Regions from separate parts of the Homo sapiens genome. Here region 2 is linked to region 1. Evidence: chromatin loops called from intact Hi-C (ENCODE). Cell type or tissue: mammary epithelial cell. All regions are shown on one strand.

What was found. Peaks named below come from ENCODE experiments on the same cell type or tissue, not always from the same donor. Only the 100,000 strongest peaks of a DNase experiment are listed, where the experiment ranks them.
Region 2: it touches region 1 in a loop (4-fold over the local background); 14 of 110 quality-filtered maps call a loop at or near these places.

Annotation. Positions count from the first base shown.
Region 1 is chr4:127,621,756-127,624,255 of GRCh38, forward strand. No RefSeq gene overlaps it. Among named protein-coding and RNA genes, the nearest start is that of INTU, 10 kb to the right of the region's middle. In mammary epithelial cell, a CTCF peak has its summit at 1,208; DNase peaks (open chromatin) are centred at 1,226 and 1,476; H3K4me3 peaks cover 1,610 bases; H3K27ac peaks cover 1,242 bases.
Region 2 is chr4:127,731,480-127,733,979 of GRCh38, forward strand. All of the region lies in intron 1 of SLC25A31 (solute carrier family 25 member 31), which reads left to right. Among named protein-coding and RNA genes, the nearest start is that of SLC25A31, 2.3 kb to the left of the region's middle. In mammary epithelial cell, a CTCF peak has its summit at 1,364 (motif pointing left); no DNase peak of the experiment used is centred here.

The DNA.
Region 1 (2,500 bases):
TAAAGTTTAAGTCATAAATATTTTTCTTATGCCATTAAGCATTTTATTTAAACTTCCTTTTAATAAATATATATTAGATCACTGTATGAATGAACTTTAACCTACGTAGGTAGTTATATTAATTTGGGACATTTATACCTTTCATATTTTTGCTGTAATAATGTACTGCAATGAACATCACGACCCTCACTTTTTATCATTTCCTTGGGGTTAATTTCTGAATCAAAAGACATGAACATTTTCAGATTCTTGATGCAGTGGACTCAAGAACACAGGTACAGTGTAGACCAGGGGTAAGGCAACTTACTGAAAAGAGAGGAATTAAGTAAAAGTCTATATGCTAAGAGATGGGGCCTCCATCATTCACCCTCTTAACCCACTTGGCAGCCAGAAAGACATCCCTGATTGGAGAAATGGACCTAAGAGAAAAGATCGGCAGATAACGACATTTAGAGGTCCTACAGTAAGTAGCCAAGTCCCAGCTAATTACCCTAAAGTTTAATCTATTACCATTTATCATTAATCTGTAATCTATAACCTATGATAGCTCACATTTTAAACTATTACGCTCCAGTTTCTCCATTTATTCTCCTTCAGTGGTTCCCCTTACCATTCTGGCCTGTTCTGACTTAGGGACAGTCTACAGTAGGAAGTCACACACGCGTCACTTTTCCCACGATGGAAAAACCACCAAGCTAATTTTGTCTTCTCTTTGACCACAGGCCATAGAATAGTTCACTGAAATACCTAATGCCCTAGAGTAGAGACTGTCTCCTGGGGTCAAGTATATTTTAAAGCAAATAAATCCCCCCAAAAGAGAATAAAGCCACATTAGACAAGTCAGAGTCCACCTTTTATTCACTCTTGTACCTCCAAGGACTAGAACTCGGCCTGGCACATAGCAAGTGGTAATACACATTTGCACGGACGGATGAATGTATATGGCTTCTTTAGGCTGAATTAAAACTCCCACCAAGAGCAGACAACTACCTTGCCTCTTCCCCACTCGTTTTCGGGTCTTCCACAGAGCAGCCAGAGCCTCAGAGGCCCTTGAGAGTTTCCTCCACTCCTCCCTTGTTTGCAGCGCTAGAAGCTGCAGGTGGTAGTTCCTACACTGGGGGCGGCGCCTGGACGCGGGTGTCCCTGGCCAAGGCGGCCTCGCTGTCCTGGAAGGGAGGGTGAAGAGCTGCATCCCGCACTAGGCGGCGAAAGAGGGCAGCGCCAAGCGGCGGGGTCCGGAGGCGCTCGACGGCTCGCGCCCAGCGCCGGAGACGGGCTGTGTGTTGGGCCAGTGGAAGACACCGGAGAAACCCAGACGTGGAAGACCGGGCAGCCTGGACTTCGCGAGCCCTGGTGGGGCTGGCGGCCCACAGAGCCCCCACCTGCCCCGAGCTCCCACAGCGAGGAGTGGCCGCGCCGCCCGCCAGTGCGCCGGGCTCCGAGACCGGCAGGGGAGCACGCGGGCGAAGGAGGGGCCGCCGTCGCTGACACCACCGCCTTCAGCCCTTGGCTTCCGCGCGTCGGAGGCTGGCACCTCCAGGTTCACCGCGGCGGCCGGAGCTGTGCGGGGGCCAGACGGTTCGGCGGGAGCCGGGGCTGGGACCTGGGTGACCTGTCGTCCGCCCCTGTAGCGAGTCTCCAGTGGGCATGTTTCAGGTGGGCAGGTCCAGCATCCCCAAACCTGCCCCCCGCAGCCTGGAGGACCTGGACTCAGTGCAGCGTGTCCTGTTACACAGGTCAGTGCAGGGCCCCGGGACGCGGGGCGAGACCGTCCTCTTGCCCCGGAAATGTTGGCGAGGGAGGGGCCGCTTTTCTTTCTGGGGTCTTTCTGGAAGCATCTGACTTGGGATTCGCCTTAGTGCGGCGCTGGCCGCGAAGGGCCGTTGGGACCTGCACCCCACCCTTTCCAGAATCGGGTGCCAGCGATCCACCCTGTCCCGCTGCCGAGACTGGCCCCGCGCGGGTCCCGGTCACCCATCTCCTCCGGAAAACGCTACCTTAGGAAGAAGAGAAAGAAAGATTAAGCGAAGCTGTCCCTTAACACCTCCAGGCTTCTTCCAGCAAGCTAAGAGTTTTGTTTGAACTTTAGTTGTGACTGGAATGGAAAAGAGCTTCTTTTCTAACAAATCTAATTCTACCCCACCCCCCCAACACGCGCGCGCATGCGCTTGCGCCCACACACCAAAAACTGCACAAAAGAAATTTAAGAGTTTCTCTAGGAAGAATGAGAACCCTAACTTTCTGTAAGCTGCTAGTGCATTAATTTTCACTGCTGGTACTTTCGTCCAACCTTATCCTTTATGCAAAATAGACTAACAAATATTAAATCCTGTGGTTACAGTGATGGGTTTATAGAAGAGAAAGAAATAGTCCACATGAAGAGCAAATTGTCTTTCAATTTTAAGAGAGGATGGATGAAATACCAAGCAGTTAATGCTGCTTTAGTTCTAGGAAGGCCTGGCCTTCATAAGACGTTGTAGGGAAAAAGAACTCTTAGAAA
Region 2 (2,500 bases), 110 kb after region 1:
ATCACTTGAGCTCGAGCTCAGGAGTTCTAGACAAGCCTGACTAACATGGCGAAACCCAGTCTATGCTAAATATACAAAAATTAGCCGGGCGTGGTGGCGCACGCCTGCAGTCCCAGCTACTTGCGGGACCCTGATGCGGGGATTTCAGGGAGCCCAGATCGCGCCACCGCACTCCAGCCTGGATGAAGGAGTGAGACCCTGTCTCAAAAAAACAAACAAAACTTTAGGGTCCTTCCGTTTCCGAAGCCCCTCTCTTTCAACTAGAGAGAGAGCTGTTCTCCTTTCTCTTTATTTTTTCTATTAAACCTCCACTCCTAAAAACAGGAAAAAAAAAAAACTTTAAACTATTTTAATGCAATCTTTTAAAAATCAAGTCATGCAAAAGAATTCATAACAAACACAATATATACAAGTTTAAAATAAAGATGGGATCAGTATTACCAGTTTTTCTTTTTGCATCAAGCACTGTCCTTATTTAAAATTTCATTTTTGTTCATCATTGATTTTTTCTATTAATATTGGAATGATTTAAAGAAATAACGAAAGTGCTTTGTGAACCATTGCTGCAAAATGGCTCCCAAGTTAGCTAAAGGGATAAGTCTATCAGATATTTTATATAATCCACCCATATAGTTGGATTCAATAGAAAAATCTGTATGATCTTTTAAAAAGAAATAGACATTTATTGTGTATTCTCAAGAAATGAAGTGGCTTCAACTCCAGTGCAGACCTTTCTTTTAGTCCTGTTCTAGGGCCAGATACTGTCCCATTTAAAAAAGCACCTTGTACCCTAGGAATGCTAGGGATGTGGTTACAACTCTTCCAGACCTGTGGCGTGGAGTATATGGGGTCAGGGGTAGAAACTTAATGCATCATCTGGGAGCTAAGCTCAGGTCTTTCATAGTTTGCCTCTCTCCACTCATTCATTTAATTAAAGCAAGCTTCTCATTTCCCCCAAGATTTTTTCAGGAAAAGCAAGGAACCTGTCTCTTCTTCGTTTATATTCTAAGACTTCTGAAGAGAAGTAGGGGCCTCTCTATTATTAGCTTTTCTGCTTCAAATATTTTGTCAGGTAAAATGAAGTATTCTGGTCAGATAGGGCTGACTAGTGCTAATTTATTTCATATTTTAAATGTTTTTCACAATATTTAAACCTAAACGTATTCAATATGGCCCTTGTAAGTTGATATCATTCTCAGATGTATCCTGGTCCTTGCTTTAAGTTCCAAGATGAGAGGATCATAAGTAGAACTTGAAGATGTTTTCTATTATATATAAAGCTTTATGAAGGTACCATGGTGTATCCTATGCTAAGAGATCAGTAATTTACAAGGATACTATTGCCATCTAGAGGCAATTTCGGAAACTTGTGGGGCAATTTTTTTTTATTTAGCACAAAGATAGAGGGGTATAATCCTACTTTACAATGGTATGAAAGGCAAGGGCCAGGAATGTTAAACGTCCTGCTGCTATATGCAGGCCAGTCATACATGATGAAGATTTATCCCGCAACCTGAATGACTTTTAGATCTCCCCTTCGATTTTCGTGTAGCAGTGAAACCTGTTTATGTTTCTCTAAGCCTAGAAATAACTTAACTCTGATTTACTTATAAACACATTGTCTGGGGCATGATTTTAGTATACACTGATTCCAGTAATGCAGCTACCATATAAGGAAGTAGAAAAAAGATCGTACTTTCTTCTGTTCAGAAGTTTACTAAGAGTTCATCATTGCAGAAACTCATGTCAGCAACTCTGCTTATAGTATTTGGTCATCATTTATACAGGTTGAGTATCCGAAAAGCTTGGGACCAAAAGTTGTGGAATTTTTAATTTTTTCAGATTTTAGAATATTCTCATTATATTTACACATGAGCATCCCTAATCTAAAATCCAAAATGCTCTAATAAGCATTTCCTTTGCCCATGATGTCAGTGCTCAAAAAGTTTCAGATTTGGAGAATTTTGGATTTTTGGATTAGTGATGCTCAACCTGTGTCATCTGTATTTGTAGCTATTGAATCTATGATGATTGTATGTATACTTGTACACATATTTATTTGACGTATTTCAAAATGTCAATATGCAGTTAATTACAACTGAATCGTTATAAGTAGAGGCAAGCTTGACTATTATATTTTTGGTATGGTCATGACCTACCAACTTCCTTATTTTAAAACATAAATTTCTTGCAATTTGCCTTCTCTTTCTTTTTTGAAAGTCAAGACACATGCACATCTCAGGTGTCCTGAAGATTGTTTTTATGTTTTCTCTAATTTTATTCACAACTTTTCCTTTCTTTAGGCCATGTGAAATGAGCTGGAGAAAGAGATATGAACACAGAATGCACAACTAGATGCTCTCTAGTTTCTTACCTTATCTCTACTTTCTTTCCATTACAAGAATAGATCTCTGCATTCTTGCCTTGAATATAGCTTTAAATATCACTTTGAGTGTTTCTGACACTTTTTATAAGCTTTTCTTGGCTTATGAAAGCTTCT